Linked DNA regions of Homo sapiens: region 2 is linked to region 1. The links are chromatin loops, found by intact Hi-C in ENCODE. Cell type or tissue: HCT116. All regions are shown on one strand. Each heading gives the region's core, and the rest is flanking DNA. Links, peaks and the distances in the headings are about the cores only. Region 1 has its middle 9.0 kb from the start of PCNX2. Region 2 has its middle 120 kb from the start of SLC35F3.

Evidence for each region. A loop is a pair of places that touch in the nucleus more often than their neighbours do. Peaks named below come from ENCODE experiments on the same cell type or tissue, not always from the same donor. Only the 100,000 strongest peaks of a DNase experiment are listed, where the experiment ranks them.
Region 2: it touches region 1 in a loop (5-fold over the local background); 24 of 110 quality-filtered maps call a loop at or near these places.

The regions. Positions count from the first base shown.
Region 1 is chr1:233,299,956-233,309,463 of GRCh38, reverse strand. It overlaps a transcript of PCNX2 not described here. Among named protein-coding and RNA genes, the nearest start is that of PCNX2, 9.0 kb to the right of the region's middle. In HCT116, for the core only: a CTCF peak has its summit at 4,771 (motif pointing left); a DNase peak (open chromatin) is centred at 4,777.
Region 2 is chr1:233,783,101-233,792,536 of GRCh38, reverse strand. No RefSeq gene overlaps it. Among named protein-coding and RNA genes, the nearest start is that of SLC35F3, 120 kb to the left of the region's middle. In HCT116, for the core only: a CTCF peak has its summit at 1,269 (motif pointing right); a DNase peak (open chromatin) is centred at 1,266.

The DNA.
Region 1 (9,508 bases), core at 776-8,775:
GTTGAAGGGATTCTCCTGCCTCAGCCTCCAGAGTAGCTGAGATTACAGGAGGCCGCCACCACGCCCAGCTGATTTTTGTATTTTAGTAGAAGTGGGGTTTCATCATGTTGATCAGGCTGGTCTTGAACTCCTGACCTCAAATGATCCACCTACCTTGGCCTCCCAAAGCCATGGGATTATAGGCATGAGCCACCGCGCCCGGCCATATTCCAAATATTTTAACTGATAAATGTTGGTGCTCTTTTCTTTTGATCATGGACATTCATAACTTCAAATTTTGTATTGTGAATTTCTTTCCTTATGAAGATTATCTCATTTAATAATTTTATTTCATTAATTTTATTTAATAACAAGATTTTGAGCTTCCCTTATCACACACCCACCCAACATTTTTTCCTGTTTGTCTGAGGAACTTTTGCCTCTTTTTATTACTTTCAATTTTTCTGAGACACTCTTTCATAGGTGTATCTCCTATAAATAACCAATGCTTGGATTTTCTCTAAGACTCATTTGTATTCTTTTTGTCCTTTAATAAGTAAGTTAAAGCCATTTACACTTATAGATATTACCAACATATTTTGTGTCATTTTATATCACATTTTGTGCTTCATTTGTTTCTTTTACTTTAAAAAATATCTTTCACTATGTAGTTTGTGTTTTTTTATTATTTTGTTTTATGCAGCTTCTGAAAATTTGGAAGGATTATAGTTTTTGGCTTTAGAGTTATCTTTTTAAATTTAACATGTTAATTTAATCTTTTTAGATGTTCTCTATTGATTTCTTACTATAAACAGGATTAAAAATAGTTTAGTTTCACTTCTTTTTCTTCTCTACCACCCAGCTTTATCTGATAAGTTTATGTTTCTTAAGATTTACTCTTATACCACTAAATATCTTTATACATCTATTATTTGGTGTGTCAGAATTAAATATTTTGGGGCTTCTTACCTTTTCTCTTCTCCTATTTCTTTTTCTTTTTCTTTTTCTTTCTTTTTTTTGTTTTTTTAAACAGAGTCTTGCTCTGTCGCCCAGGCTGGAGTGCAGTGGCACGATCTCGGCTCACTGCAACCTCCGCCTCCTGGATTCAAGCAATTCTCCTGACTCAGCCTTCCAAGTAGCTGGGATTGCAGGCATCCACCACCATGCCTGGCTAATTTTTTTGTATTTTTAGAAGAGACGGGATTTTGTCATGTTGGCCAGGCTGGTTTCAAACTCCTGACCTCAAATGATCTGCCCGTCTCGGCCTCCCAAAGTGCTGGGATTACAGGCGTGAGCCACTACGCCCAGCTTCTTCTCCTATGTCTTTTGATAACTTTAGTTAGTTATATCATTTCTTCATGTATGGATTTGGTATCATTTGTGTTTTGTTCTATAATCATAAGCCATAACTTTGTTTTAGTCTTTATACTATATGGACTCAATTCTCACATCTGGCTTTTTGTCAGTTTCTCAATTCATAACTTGGTTAACAGAAGTTCATCCTTTGGTGACCTGTTCCAAGAAGACTCACGTGAATGTTGTCTTCTGAGTTCTCACATGTTATGTGGCCTTCATGCTTAAGTGACTGTTTTGCTTGGAGGTAATGCAGTGGTTCAGATGCAGCTCTGGAGCGTGGGCTCTGAACTCATTCTGCTGAGGTTTGAAACTGGCCACAATCCCTTAGCACACAGACAATTTACTTAACCTCTCTGTGCTTGTTTTCTTGCTTGTAAAACGGGAATGATTATAGCACCTTCCTCAAAAAGTGGTTTTGTGGACTCAAAGAGTGAATAGATGTGGAATGCTAATAATAGTACCAGACACAGAGAGATTATTCAATGGAAGCTACCACTGTCTCTTACAAAATTTTTAGATCCACCATAACAGTGCCTTAGTCTTTTTGTGTTGCTGTAAAGGAATACCTGAGGCTGGGTAATTTATAAAGAAAAGTGGTTTATCTGGCTCACAGTTCTGCTGGCTGTACAAGGGGCATGGAGCTAGCATCAGCTTCTGGGGAGGGCTTCAGGCTGCTTCCACTCATGACAGAAAGCAAATGGGAGCTGGTGTGTCACATGGCGTGAGAGAGCAAGAGAGAGAGGAGGGAGGTGCCAGGTTATTTTCAACAATCAATTCTCCCAGGAACTAAGAGTGAGAACTCACTCTCTCTGAGAATGGCACCAAGCCATTCATGAGGGATCTGCCTTCAGGACCTAAAGACCTCCCACCACACCCACCTCCACCGTTGGGGATCAGATTTCAACATGAGATTTGGAAGGAATAAATATCCAAAGTATATTAAGTAGCAAATATGTACATTGATCTTTCACAGAGGATTTTGTAACCATAATTTCATCAACTTCTCACATTATATAATTCTGAAGAAAATTCTGAGGTCAAGCTAACACTTTCCTTTTATATGTAACTTTATTTCTTTATCTATTTTTTATTGGATTACCCAACAGATTCTTTATCTTCAAATTTTGATAACTTTACCATAATATATATCTTTTTAAAAATCACTATTTTATTTTAAGGTAGAGTACTTGTAGAGAAAAATGCATGAAACATATATACACAGCTTAATAAATTTTTATAAAACAAATACTCTTGTAATCATGAGCCAGGTAAACATACAGAATGTTTTCATTCAGAAGCCCTCTGAGTGTCCTTCCTAATCACAACATTCTCAGAATAAATTGCCCCTTCAGAATTGATAAACACACCAAGGGAAAATCAAATCTCAAAATCTAAAATGAATAATTCTTCACAATCATGTGAAGGTGGTCAGATACCTTCAAGCACATATTTTGGTTTATTTGTTTTTTTGAATACAGCTTTATTGATGTATAATTCACATGCCATACAATTCAGCCATTTAACATGTATATTTCCCAATCCAATAAAAATATTTGTCCTCTTTCGAGCCTTTTCAGACTTGCTTAAAGATGTGCCCTGCTTTCCCCAGATAGATTGATTAAGTAATAAGCTTTTTCAGAACCTTGTGTTGTTTGTGTGATGTCACTAGTGTTGACATCCAAACCAAATTTTAGATGGGGCTTCATGCTACCAGTACTGGATATCTACATGTTGTTGCCCAAGACTTCTCTTTCCTTGTTAATCTTCTGCCTAGTTGTTTGATCCATTATTGAAAGTCAGGATATTAAAGTCTCTAACTATTGTTGTTGAATTATTAACTTATCCCTTTAATTCTGTCAGCTTTTGTTATTTACGTTTTGAGGTTCTGTTGTTGGGTGCATATAGGTTTATAACTATTTTATCTTCTTAATGAACTGACCCTTTAATCATTATAAAACGCTTTTCTTTTTCTTAGTAAAAACTGTTGTATCAAAGTCTATTTTGTCTGATATTAGTACAAATAAATAATAATAGCTGCCCACAAAACACTCTAACTCTCTTGGTTTGCTTCTTCTACCCTTTTACTTTCCACCTGTTTATATCCTTGAATCTAAAGTGTGTCTTTTCTAGCATTTGATCATGTTTTTAAATTCATCCTGGCAAACTTTGCCTTTTGATTTTAGTGTTTAACCCATTTTCATTTAGTGTAATTGCTGATAAGGTGAACTTACATCTGCCATTTGGATACTTGTTTTTATATGTCATGTGTGTTTTTGTTTTTCTCTTCCTCCATTACTGCCTCCTCTATTGTTAAGTGGATATTTTCTAGTTCATTCTTGTGTTTCCTTTACTGTATTTTAAAATTTAGTTTCTAGGCTGGGCATAATGGCTCATGCCTGTAATCCCAGTACTTTGTGAGGCCAAGATTGGTGGATGGTTTGAGCCCAGGGGATTGAAACCAGTCTGGGCAACCTAGTGAGATCTTGTCTCTACAAAAAATATAAAAATTATAAAAATTAGCTGGGCGTGGGAGCACACGCCTGTAGTCTCAGCTATTTGGGAGGTTGAGTGGGGGAGGATCACTATAGCCTGGGAGGTTGAGGCTGCACGAGCCATAATTGCACCACTTCACTCCAGCCTGGGTGATGGAGTGAGACCCTGTCACAAAAGAATAAATAAAAGAAAAATAAAATGAAATTTAATATTTTAGTGATTGCCCTAGAGATTACAATTAGCATCTTAAAACAATCTAATTCAGATTAATATTAGCTTCATTTCAATATTATATAAAAACTAACAATATAACTCCATTTTATCTCATTTCCTTTGTGCTTTTTTTTATACAAATTGTATCTTTATACATTATAAGTCCTTCAACATAGTTTTGTAATTCTTGCTTTACGATTTGTCTTTTAAAACAAATATGAGAATAAAGGAGCTATATACAAAATATTTTTATACCATAAAGAAACTTGTTCTACTACACAGAAGTCAGTTGCCCTAGAACCTTTCTTCATGTTATTATTATCATTGTTTTTGTCATTTTGGGGATGGGGAATGATATATCCATTGAATGTTTAGGTAAGTTAAAGTCCTCTTTTGTTTCTGAAGAAGTTCTTCAATTATAACTCATAATATTCCTTATATTCCATTATTTCTATTCTGTTATTCAGGAACACTAATTTGTGTAGAAGATTAAGGAAAAATAACCTAAAAATAAATGATAATAGTCACATGCAAAACACACATACAATATACACTGACCATACAAGATATGAAGGTGATCTTCACAAAATGTAATTAGGTGAAAAGCAGACCTGTCATTTGGGGGAACAAGCTTTCTGCAATATTGAATTTGCCCTGTTAAAATCCTTCCTTGCTTTGCAATACCAATAACGTATTTTATTTTACTACATTCTAAGCAGTGTTCTGGTGCCACCTAGTGCTACAAATGAGTAAAAGCCACTCTGCTTTTTCTTTTTCTCCCTTTCTCCTCTGCCCATCCTTCCTTCCTTTCCCTCCCTTTATTCATCTCATAATAACTGGCATTTTCTATTTCACATTTCACTGTCTGAATTATAATATGTGCTTAAAAGAGCCAAAAGATGTAATTTATTTTTTATGCTTACTCTTGGGTAAACACATTTGGGAAAATATCAAATTATCTTGGAGTAAAGGTTTAGTATTCTACCTATTAGGCATTTCCTCATTAACATAGTCTTTTTGTCGTCTGTATTTCCCTTCTTTGTGCTAACTGAATGAGGATTAGCCTACCTTTTCTCTGCCCCCTCCACATTCTTTCAGTTGTGTTCTGTGAGATCCTCATATCATTATAAATAATCTTTGCTTTACCTCTAACTGCTACACAAAATAATACTACCCCATGCTCATGCTCCTCTGTGCCACTTCTTCATATGTGTCCCCCATGTGCTGACACCATCCTGTCCACTGTATAATTCCACCTCTATTGGAAATGCATCACTTTATATTTCTGACCCCTTTAAAAAAGTTTTAAGAGTTTATGACTTTTAAGCTAGTAAAATTGAATAATAAAAAATAGATCATTCCAAAGAAGCCAAGAGAAAGCAAAGTGGAAAAAAGACAAACTCAAAATCGTGATATGATTAAATCCAGTACTATTACAACTGCATTAAATGTAACAGACTAAATATTCTAATTAAAGTCAAAGATTATCAGATCAAATAAAAACTGTATCCCAACTATATGCTGCTTATAAGAAACAAACATGAAGACAGAACATAAAGACACAGAAAAGTTAAAAGTAAAATGATACAAAAATATATAACCATATAAACACTAACCAGAAGAACCCTGAGGTGACTGCATTAATATCAGATAGAATAGAATTTAAATTTTAAAAATTCCTGGAGTGCAGCACACCAACATGGCACACGTATACATATGTAACTAACCTGCACGTTGTGCACACGTACCCTAAAACTTAAAGTATAATAAAAAAAAATTCCTGGAGATATTCTGCATGATTATAAAAGGTTCATTTCTTCAGAAAGATATAAAAACTTAATTTAACATAGTGTGTATATAATATGTATAAATGGCTTTATAGATATATATGTACATATATGATTTTTTGAGACAGGGTCCCACTTTTTCGCCCAAGCTGGAGTACAGTGGTGTGAACATGGCTCACTGAAGCCTTAACCTCTCCTGCTCAAAGGATCTTCCTTCCTCAGCCCACCAGGCAGCTGGGACTACAGGCACACACCACCACACCCAGCAAATTTTTGTATTTTTTTGTAAAGACAGGATTTCTCCATGTTGCCCAGGCTAGTCTCAAACTCCTGAGCTCAAACAATCTGCCTGCCTCGGCCTCCCAAAGTGCTGGGACTATATATGATTTTATAATGATCTTTGATTTCTCACTTAGTTCTGTAGAAAGTCCTCTGAACTCTAAATAATTTTAATTATTTGAAATTTATTGAGGCTTGATTTATGTTAAAGAATATGGTCCATTGTGTGTGTGTGTGTGTGCATTTGTATTTGACAAATCTTAAAAAGAATGACACCTCTGTCATTAACTGATAGAAAGGCAGACAAAAAGTCTGTAAGGATGAAAAATATTTGAGCAAATGATTAGCAGATTTAACTAGGGGACATTTACAGAATACTGCACTTTTAGAGTGCAGAAAAATCATTCTTTTTAAGCTGACACACACATTTACAAAACTAATCATATTCTTTGCCATAAATCAAGTCTGACAGTTATTAAGAGTATGTTCTCTGGAATTAAATGAGGATATAGATTATTAGGAAGTGCTCATATATGTCTATACATACTTAGAAGCAATATACTTCGAAATAATCTATAGGTCAAAGGAATCCTAATGGAAATTAGAAAATATTCTGAATTGAATGTAGTAAAATATATTGAAATTTTGAGAATGCAACTAATGTCATACTTAGAGGAAAATGTATAGATTTAACTGTATATATATATATATGATGGAAGGAGAAGCAAAAAAATGCAGGTGAAGCATACATCTCAAGAAGATAGAAAAAGTAAAACAAATAAGGCTGAGACACAGTACAAGAGAAACATAAAGAACATAAATTGACAAAATTAAAAAAAATCATTTGATAAAGAAGATGAAAAAGCTGAAATTTTTTCTTTGAGAAGACTAAATAAAATGAGAAATTCCTAATGAATAATCATGAAAGAATGAGATGGCACAAATAACTGATTTTAAGAATGAAAAGGCACAGACCACTGTGCATAAAAATGCATAGACATTTTTATTAAATCACAAGAGGATAGTATGACAAACTTTATACCAATAAAGTCAAATGAACAAATTCCTAGAAAAAAATATATTTACCAAAAAGATAAAAGAAGTAAAAAAATCAATTAGATCTAAAATTATTAAAGATATTACATTCAAAATTTATCTCAATGCTTCATCTGATTTGGTTATTCTCTAGGCCTGCTGTTTTGTGAACTGTTGTCCTGGAGATTGTTTTTTAATTTTCTTTCTCTCTTTTCAATTGCTTGTTCTTGGCTGGGCGCAGTGGTTCACTATAATCCCAACACTTTGGGAGGCCAAGGCGGGGGCATTACCCGAGGTCAGGAGTTTGAGACCAGCCTGGCCAACATGGAAACCTCATCTCTACCAGAAAAAAATATATAAAAATTAGCCGGGGGTGGTGGTGCATGCCTGTAATCCCAGCTACTCAGGAGGCTGAGGCATGAGAATCACTTGAACCCAGGAGACAGAGATTGCAGTGAGCTGAGATTGCACCACTGCATTCTGGCTTGGGCGGCAGAGCAAGACTCTGGAAAAAAAAAAAAAAAAAGCTTGTTCCCTTGGTCCTGTGACTTTATCTTTCTTAGTATATTCTTTCCTTTTAATGAAGCATATTTTCCAGTATCTCTGAGAAAGGGTGTACAAGAGTGTAGCAGCTATCTGTGGTGCCCTCCATCACACAGATTAGGGCTACCCTCAAATATATAATTGATTTTTGGATGTTAAGCCAACCTTGAATTCCTGGGATGAATTCTACTTGGTCATAGTATGTAATCCTTTTTATATGTTGCTGGACTCAGATTGCTAATATGTTTTTAAGGATTTTTGCTTTTGTTAAGGCAGGATAATACATGGTCAAGTTTTCGTTTCCTGTCATGTCTTTATCTGCTTTGGTATCAGGGAAATACTTGCCTTATATAGTGAGTTGGCAAGCATTTTCCCTTTATTTTCAGAAAGCATTTGCATATGATAGTCACAAGCTCTGTTAATGGTCAACATTCTCTTTTACTTTCCAATTGCTTCTCTGTAATACTGGCCTGCTATTTTACTCAATGAATTCTTCCCTCAAATCTCTTGAAGAATATCAATTATAATTTTAAAGGACCTTTCTTGTTTTCTTTATGTTTTCTATTTTAGTGGGAGCCATTCTTTTAGAGTACTTAGCTTTGAACTTTTAGTTATTTCAACATTTTTCAATTTTTGATATGTTGCTTGTATAATGTTTATAAATAAGAGTCTACATATATGAGGATTAGCAGCTAGTATTACCTCTGTGAGACATTTTATAAATCTCTCTTTCACTTCTCTAGCAGGTATGACTTCTCCTACTTGCTTATACTCAGAGCCCTCTAGGGGGTTACAAAAGAGCCTTTCATCCACAATAAAGTTAGTGAGCAAGAATGGCTTGCAGTCCAGCTGTTCATGGGGGCCCATGGACTAAAAGCAAACTGGCAGATGAGGGCTTTCTCTTGAGCTACATGGTGCAAGATCACCTCTTCACTAGTCTCAGTGGGCAGGGCACACCAAGACAGAGGCTGGGGTGGATACTTTAGTCAGCTACTCCTTGTCCAGGGCTCTAGACTGCTTCACATGCTCATGAGGGTCTGCTCTTTGGCATAGCCATATCTCAATCCTCTGCTAGTACGATCATAAGGAGATCTGTGTTTACTTGGAGTTGTAATTGACAGGGGGATGTACTGAAGGAGACCTTGGGAAATCAAGCACATTAGGGGATTGTACTGCTCTGCAAAGCTACCTTACTCTACTCCAACCCCACTGTTTATGTTGTGGTGTCTTGAACACAGCTGAGTCATTGCCCTTCTCTCCCCAGGCAGAATGCCCACCCTAGGGGCTGCTAGAGTAAACACACTTTGCTTAGCAAGCAACTCCTATCAAGGGAAGCCTGGATATGTCTCTGAACACGAAGCAGTACTGTTCTAGTTCCCATATCATTTCAACATTTCCATCCCAATTATTCTCAATTGCATAATATTTCAACTTTTACATTGTTTCTCTCATCCCTAGCTAATTCAATCATGGCTAACACTGGGTGCCAGAAAATGATGTGCAAAAATTCTACATAGAACACTATGAAACGTTATTGAGCAATCTTAATAAAGGAAGGATGTATCTTGTTCATTATGGAAAGGCTCAATATTGAAAAGATGTCAGTTCTCTCAAAATTTATTGGTAAAGTCAATACAATCCCACTCCAAATCCCACCAGATTATGTGCATGTGTGTAGATATGTTGACATGCTGAGGGAATAGCATCAGCCAAGGTGTAGACTCATGAAGAAACATGCAGTATGCAAAGAAGTACAAGCACTTTGGGTTTTCAGAGATGAGTTCAGAGATGAGTTTAAAGGGATTAGGTGAGGGCAGGGCTGT
Region 2 (9,436 bases), core at 622-8,621, 480 kb before region 1:
CTGCCTCAGCCTCTTGAGTAGCTGGGATTACAGGCAAGCGCCACCATGCCTAGCTAATTTTTATATTTTTGTAGAGACGGGGTTTCACCATGTTGGCCAGATGGTTTCGATCTCCTAACCTTGTGATCCACCCGCCTTGGCCTCCCAAAGTGCTGGGATTACAGGTTTGAGCCACTGCGCCTGGCCCTTACGTCCAATTTCTAAAAACTGCTTTTGTTGTTGTTATTATTGGTTGGAGTGTTTTTGTTTGTTTGTTTTTGTTTGTTTGTTTTGCTTGATTTTAAGAAATGCATTTTGGTTATCTGGTCACATATCCCAATGCATTTGACCAATTACATGACTCGAGTCCTTAGAAAGTATCTTAAAAGACTGACCCCTGCACAAGACATTTAAGGAAGGACTTAGAACATAAGGAAATGTGGCTGTTGTCAAGGCAGTGTGAGCACTGCGCAAACTCTGACAAAGGACATGCCACTCGGCCAGTCATCTGTTTCAGAAAATGGCTTGGGGAAGAGTTTATGTATTTACAAATCTCTGCTGAGTAATAAAAGGAGCAAGCGGTGCACAGTATATGGAGCTGAATAAATAACACTGAAGCGAGGAGGGCAGAGCCCATAAAGTGTGCCACCTTATGTCACGGGAGCCACTGCTGGCTTTGCTAATTTATGATTGTTCGTGAAGCATCAAGGACACATGGCTGGGCTGCCTTGGAGGCAATGTGGATTCTGCAGCATCTGGTATGTGGAGGGAGAGACACAAAACATCAAAAGCCTTATGCAGAACTTTAGTGCCAGGTTGGACAGAACACACATTTCAACATCTCCATTCACACGTGATGTGCATTCACTTTGTTTGAATGCTGAAAATTACCACTTACTTCTGCCTTGTTGCACTTAGTTCAAAAGCACGTGACATAAGCATGTTATATTATCCTCTATTCTGGATCAATGACCAACTCAGACCCAAGGGCATAAATTAGAATTTTGCATTCCCATTTATATTATGTTCAAATTGTGACCTCTATTTTTAAAAAGTGAAATAATTTTAAAAAAAATCCAAGAAAGTTGAACTCCAAATTTGACTGTTTTTACTGTTAAATGACATGGTATGGTTTTCCTACCATTGACTCTGAAATCTTAAATAACTGGCCATTTAAAGCATGTCCATCCTTACTCACTAGGATGCGGAATAGCTGTCATCCCCTATGGCATTATCTGAACATCTGTGTTATGCTCCTGCAGTGCCACTAGAGGGAGCACAAGTTAGCTAACATACCCTGTTCTCAGCACTTGGCATCTTCGAAGATGCTCACAATTTGACTGGGGAGGACATAGCATGCATCCATCTTGGCACCTGTTCTGCAAAAATACTGAGTGAACTGGAAAAGAACTAGGTCACAGGACTCGAAGGACATCACTCTCCATCGGAGTGCCCTTCATTCCTGGAAATTCCAGGGCACATCAAGAGCTGACAGCAAGATGATACAGGGCTGTATCATCCGGTTAAGGAGTTTTAGGGCAGAGCATCCAGAGACACACAGGCCTCAAGAAGGGCAATGTGTCCAATTACCCTTTCCTGGGGTGGGGGTGGGGGTATGGATTCTGATGTGGAATCCAGCAAGCACCTTTGGAGAGAAGCGTAGTAGAGAAAGGGAGGTGTGAATGTATGTGTGTGTGTAGAGCAGGACACAAACTCTCTGATTGATGCGGTTCTTTCTGATGTCTCTTGTCAGATCAGCAACCAGGAAACATCTCCTGAAGTCTAACAACCGGAAAGAGTTTTCCAGTGAGAGCAGCAGCAGGGAAGCCTTTTGTTTGTTTGTTTTTAAACAATAGGTTCCTAGGAAATACCATCTACACTAATTTGGTGAAATTGATAAGTAATTTTTTTCTCCCAGGAAGAAAATAGAATGTCCAGGTTATGTTATCACTTTCTCGTCTATTTTCTACTAAGGAGGATCCCTCTTTTTTTATACTCAAATTAGACTGCAGAGTATGTTAGAATTCCCTAAAAGGATCTTGATGGTTTAAAAAAGGAGCCCAGAAAGTCCATTTTAGGGGCAGTACCTCTTTGGGAAGGCATTTTTTCGTTTAGCCATCACTTACAAAGTGCAGACTATATGCCAGTTGGATAAGACGCTCTTCAGGGGCAGGCAGACAGATAATTCAGTGTCTGGTATGTGGGAGCCACTCAGTAAGTGTTTGTTAAATGAATGAATGAGTGAACAAATGAATGAATGTCCTGATAGAAGAAAGTACAGACTGCTGAGGAATCATGAAAGAGAGATACATAACTTTTGCTGGGGTAGGAGGCACTGTGACTCTTGGGGGAAGCTAAGGCCTGAGCTGAGTCCTGAAGGCTGACTGCAAGGTGGGGATCAGGGGAGATGGGGGTGGTCGGAAGAGGTGGGGTGGGGAATTCTCGGCAAAGGGAGCAGTGTATCCATAGTGCTGAGATGTGAGGGAAAAAGTACCTTGAGGAAATCACAGGTAACTTAGGATAATGGGGACAGAGAGTTGAGCAAAAGATTACAGAGGTCTTCAGTAGCAGAATGAACTTCTAGGTAAGTTTGACATTGGATAGCATTCATAATAGTAATAGCAAACCACAGACTCAGTACTGGAGGCTTTATGCATATTAAAGCCTCACAAACCTCACAAAATTGAGATGGAGTTTTGCTCTTGTTGCCCATGCTGGAGTGCAATGGCACGATCTCGGCTAATTGCAACCTCTGCCTCCTGGGTTGAGGCGATTCTCCTGCCTCAGCCTCCCTAGTAGCTGGGATTGTAGGCACCTGCCACCATGCCCAGATAATTTTTGTATTTTTAGTAGAGATGGGGTTTCACCATGTTGGCCAGGCTGGTCTCGAACTCCTGACCTTACGTGATCTGTTCACCTCAGCCTCCCAAAGTGCTGGGATTACAGGTGTGAGCCACTGTGCCCAGTGACTACTTTTTTAACATAGAAAATTTACTTTTCTATGTTTCACAAACAAATATGTGTTTGTGAGTGTTAGACTCACAAACAGAGAAGGTCAGTTTTCTTTCTCCTTCCTTCCTTCCTTCCTTTTTTTGAGACAGGGTCTCTCTGTGTTTCCCAGGCTGCAGTGCAGTGGCACAATCCCATCACGGCTCACTGCAACCTCAACCTCCCAGGCTCAAGTGATCCTCCCACCTCAGCCTCCTGAGCAGCAGAGATCACAGGCACACACCACCACACCCAGCTAATTTTTGTAATTTTTGTTGACACAGGGTCTTGCTGTGTTGCCCAGGCTGTTCTGGAACTCCTGTGCTCAAGCAATCCTCCTGCCTCAGCCTCCCAAAGTGCTGGGATCATAGGCATGAGCCATGTACCCAGCCAGTATTCTTATTTCTTATTATCCCAGTTTTACAAATGAAGAAACTGAGGTGCAGAGGATTTAAGAAACACGCACAAAAATCGCATGGATTTAATGTATTATTGCTAGATACTTAAAGATGTGTCAAAAAAGGACAACAACTTAGCAGAAGTGTGTAATAAAGAGGCATTCCTACAGTCTTTCATAAGCTATTTCTTGGAGTAACTTTCAAAAATTGAAATGAATCAACCACTGGTTTGACAGACTCTGGCTTTATTGGTATTTAATTGGAGAAAAGTTATATGAGTCATTCTGTCTAAACAAAGAAGACCTCCACATCTTAGTCTAAATCATTCTCTAGAACTTGAATCTTGTATGGGGAAGTATAATATTACATATGACTTAAATTACTCAATTATGAGTACTAATAGCCAATTCAAAGATAACATAATGAAATAAATCTTCAAAGTTGAAAGAGAAGAGTTGGGAAAAGAAAACTAATCAATATTTGAACCCAGGGCAACTGCTTAACTCTTAGGGAAAGTATATACATTTGTATAATATAAAACTATACCCCTACCTCATACAGTTTAAAAAATTGAATTTCTAGATGGGCCAATATTTAACCATTAAATAATGAAACTATAAGAAAGCATAAATATACACATTTGTGTAATCTTACAATAAAGGAAGCATGAACATAAAGATCAATAAAGTTAATGAAAAGTTAAGTAAATTTTCTATGTTAAAAAAGTAGTCACTGGGCACAGTGGCTCACACCTGTAATCCCAGCACTTTGGGAGGCTGAGGTGAACAGATCACGTAAGGTCAGGAGTTCGAGACCAGCCTGGCCAACATGGTGAAACCCCATCTCTACTAAAAATACAAAAATTATCTGGGCATGGTGGCAGGTGCCTACAATCCCAGCTACTAGGGAGGCTGAGGCAGGAGAATCGCCTCAACCCAGGAGGCAGAGGTTGCAATTAGCTGAGATCGTGCCATTGCACTCCAGCATGGGCAACAAGAGCAAAACTCCATCTCAAAAAAAAAGTAGTCAAACTTTAAATGTATGCAAAAAAAACTGAGAAACAACATTTGCACCCTATTTGATACTTTTGTAAATTAATAAGAAAAATAAATGTCTCCCAATACAAAAAAGAAAGCAGGCAACAAAGCAAGAATAGAACATTTGTTTAAAAAACAAAAAGAGTTATATAAGTAACGAATGACCTAAAAAATGTTTGAACTGACTAGCTCACTAGTAATAAAAGAAGCTCCAATTGAAATATAATACCCAGTGAAATGGTCATCTTTTGTGTGTGTGTGTGAGAGGGTCTTGCTCTGTTGCCCAGGCTGGAGTGCAGTTGCATGATCACGGTTCACTGCAGCCTCAACCTCCTGGGCTCATGTGGTTCTCCCACCTCAGCCTCCCAAGTAGCTGGGACTGCAGGCACGTGCCAGTATGTTCAGCTAAGTTTTTATTTTTATTTTTTGTAGAAATGGAGTCTCACTATGTTGCCCAGGCTAGTCTCAAACTCCTAGGCTCAAGCCATCCTCCTGCCTCAGCATCCCAAAGTGCTGGGATTACAGGCATTAGCCACTGTGCCTGGCCTGAAATGGTCATCTTAATACATTATTGGTAAGATAGTGAATTGGTTTTAAATTTTTGAAGGAAAATTTGGAATATATAAAATATTTACACTAAAAATTTTTTTATTATGCTTTTAAGTTCTAGGGTACATGTGTACAACGTGCAGGTTTGTTACATATGTATACATGCGCCATGTTGGTGTGCTGCACCCATTAACTCGTCACTTACATTAGGTATGTCTTCTAATGCTATCCCTCCCCGCTCCCCCTACCCCACAACAGGCCTTGGTGTGTGGTGTTCCCCACCCTATGTCCAAGTGTTCTCATTACACTAAAGTATTGAAGGATTCAAACTCTGTTGTCAACATAGGTGATCTGGGTGGGAAGAATGGGGTTCACACATACGTGGATGTGGTAGGATGAAGGTGTTGAAGGGGAAAGGAGACAAATGAAAAGAAAAAAGGGCTGAACTAAAATGTGTGTGTGTGTGTGTGTGTGTGTGTGTGTGTGTGTACATAAGGGAATAGGGAAGAAGAGCGGGGAGACTTAGCTAAAAACTTTGAAAGAATAAAGTGTGATTTCTATTCCATATCAAAGACATTTTAAAAAGTTTATTGATATCTTTTCACCTAGTAATTCCATTTCAAGGAATTTATTCTAAGAAAATAACCAGAGATGCAAACAAATATTTATTCTCAAGGATATTTATTGTAGCATTATATATTCTAGTAAAAGCTAGAATCAAAGTCAATATGCAATAGGATGGCTTATAGTTACATGAAATATTACACCTGTAGGTGATAAATTATGATGTAGCCACTGAAAATCTTGATTTAAAATTATTTAAATTCATGAAGAAATGTTAACTACATGATTGTTCAAAGGTTTAAAGCTTTGTCTAGTATTATCCCAGTTTTATTTTTTTAAATTATATATTGAAATATAAGTCAAAAAACAACAGGGAAGTAAATCCAGGGCGAGCCTAGTAGCAGTTGGGTATAAGAGGCCATTTCAGGGCCGGGTGCAGTGGCTCACTCCTATAATCTCAGTACTTTGGAAGGCCGAGGTGGGCAGATCATGAGGTCAAGAGACGAAGACCATCCTGGCCAACATGGTGAAACCCCGTCTCTACTAAAAATACAAAAGTTAGCTGGGCGTGGTGGCGCACGTTTGTAGTCCCAGCTACTCAGGAGGCTGAGGCAGAAGAATCACTTGAACCCGGGAGGCGGTGCAGTGAGTCAAGATCATGCCACTGCACTCCAGCCTGGCAACAGAGTGAGACTCTGTCTCAAAAAAAAAAAAAGGGGGGCCATTTCAGAATTACTTTTAAATGTCTTCTATATAATTTTCCTTTTTCACTAAACTACAGAAGCTATGCACTCTTTTTCTGATTTGTAAAAAAAAAAAAAAAAAAAAAAAAAAAAAAAGTGAAGCATGTTTCCTGTAGTTTGCAAAGAAGAAAAAGTCTTGCCATCGAGTTTGTTCAGCTGAAAGTCACCCAGCCCTCATGTTTAGGAACTCTGGGACTAAATTGTGTTGGATTTCTCATGACAGAGAAGCGCCCTTTGTTTTTGCTTGGCATTAAACAATTCTAACTCAAATTTCATTTACAATTAAGTGGAATGTCTCATTGAGTAATGCGTTCTCATCTTCCTTGCCTTTGACTTTACTGAACTCCAGGCTGGTGCTTTGGGTCAGCGGTTCAAATTGCCATATTACTTGTACACATCATTCCAGACTTCCCTGTAAAATGGCAATGCCATTTTAAAATTTTATTTTTATGTTCTTTGGAAAGTCCTAGAACATTTTGCATAGTATAGTAGCAATTAAAAAATAAAGGCTCACATTCCCCTTGAGTAATGAATCATTCACAGACTGATGTTTCCCTTGTAAATGAGCCCATTGGCTAAGTGTAGTATATAAAATTCAACCTCTGCTTCACAAAAGTTTATTGCATCTATGTCGTAAATGGTATTTATAATTTATACTGAAGTTGTATGTGGAAAAATTTAGAATGGTTTATGATAAAATATGTGTGTATTTATATATACATGCATATACCCATTAGAACAGAATATGCACTTTTTTATGTTACTTTAAGTTCTGGGATACGTGTGCAGAACGTGCAGGTGTGTTACATAGGTATACGTGTGCCATGGTGGTTTGCTGCACCTATCAACCCGTCATCTAGGTTTTAGACCCTGCATGCATTAGGTATCTCTCCCAATGCTCTCCCTCCCCTTGCCTCCCACCCCCTAAAAAGCCCAGTGTGTGATGTTCCCCTCCCTGTGTCCATGTGTTCGTATTGTTCACCTCCCACCTATGCGTGAGAACATGCGGTATTTGGTTTTCTGTTCCTGTGTCAGCTTGCTGAGAATGATGGCTTCCAGCTTCATCCATGTCCCTGCAAAGGACATGAACTCTTCTTTTTATGGCTGCATAATATTCCATGGTGTATATGTGCCACATTTTCTTTATCCAGTCTATCATTGATGGGCATTTGGGTTGGTTCCAAGCCTTTTCTATTGTAAATAGTCTACCATAAACACACATGGGCATAGAACATGCACTTTCAATGGGGGTGATATCACTACCAGCAGGGTGAAAACCAGTTCATGGTTGGTGGGAGCATATAAAAAAATCTTAGCATATTATAATGGTTTGTGGCTCTTGGAAGCTCAACCCTATGAACAAAGTCTTATTCCTTAGTATTAAGCTTCTTTCATTATAAAGACAGGTAGCCTAATTTAAATCTAAATTAATTTATTCAGTAAACATTTAAATTTAATTTAAATTTGCTAACTTAATAAATATTTAAATTAAATTAAGCCTAATTAATTTTTCTCTTTAGCAATGCAAAAGTGAAAAAAATGGCTGAGAAACGCTGTGACAGAAGGCTAGATGACCCAGGTAGCAACAGAGTTTTGCAGTTACAATCTTCAATCAAGGGGACATTAAAATGAGAGTGGGAAAATGCAAGGTAAGTGATACAGGTGGAGGTAGAATATTATAGTCACAAGCTGGAGTTTTGTTTTATCATTGGCTCATCTATGAACATGGACCGCACCTCTTATCCACGCATAACATTCACTTACACACCTGCCTCTGTGATATTTTACCCACTGATCACATGGTAAGTATAAATACCAAGCTAGCAGGTGTACCCAAGCTCTCTTCATAGGATAATCATGGCCCTGACATACCAATGCTCTCACAATGTTGCCCCGATCTTAGTATCTCTAGGAGCATCTCTCCTGGCCTTGCCACTTTATAATGTGAACCTATGCACACCTCACTGGGTGACTTTCCAATTGTGTAACTGCCACAGAAGTAAAACTGCCCACAAAACTGTCACGCATTTCTGTCTCTGCGTGGTCTTCCCTAACCTCTATTTAGCTGCTTTGCTTCTCACCGAACTCCATTCCCTCTCTTCTCTAACTGTAACAGAAGATGTGGCGTTCCCCAAACCCAGCAGACGCCTGTGTCCCCACATTTGTTCTGTCTGCACTTTTACTTTTGTAGCACATCCTCCTCTCTCCCATCACTTCCTGATGAAATTTCACCTCATCTGTAAGATTCAACTCAGATGTCAGCTCCTGTAGGAATTCTTACTCAATTTTCCACACCCTGTCACCAATTTGTAATGAATATCTTCGTTTCCTGTGCCCTTGGTAGCTCATTACAGCACCTATCACATTCTGCTCATCTCAGGCTTGTGTGAGTGCATCTCTCTCCCACTTGCTTGCCACTTTTTGCAGGAAGGACAGCGCCTCGTGGATATTTCTTTTTGTGTGTGTGAGACAGAGTCTCGCTTTGTCGCCCAGACTGGAGTGCAATGGTGCGATCTCAGCTCACCGCAACTTTCGTCTCCCGGGTTCAAGCGATTCTTGTGTTTCAGCCACCAGAAACACAAACAATTTTTATCCTTTTAAACATGGAGAATCTCATCAACAGGGGTTTAAAAATAACCACCAGAACCTGGGTGGTCAGTGTTAATTGAGGACCTACCAAACAGATAGAATTCTGCCACATTGCCATCTACTTTGTTTTGTCTAAATTTTGAGAAACTAGGCCAAGGAAGAAGCTCATGAGCACGGTTCGCAGAAGGCACAGGCGCAGTTAATTCACTGAGTGTATGCTTTTCAGCCCACTGTGAACAGCTCTCTGTGACCCTTAAATGTGTTGAATGATCCAAGCCTTTATTTATTTATTTATTTATTTATTTATTTATTTATTTATTTATTTTATTGAGACAGGTTAGCACATTTTGAAAGGTGGGTTGGATTATTTATATTTTAATCTCTGCCAGTCCCTGGGATATAATTTTTTTAAAGCAAACATGGCTTTCAGAGGTAATACAGCCGTGCACCACATAACAATTTGGTCAATGACGTACTGCATATGTGTCGGTGGTACCAAAAGATTATAATGGAGCTGAGAAATACCTATTGCCTGGTGATGTCGTAGCCATGGTAACGTCATAACATCACATTGCTCGTGTGTTTGTGG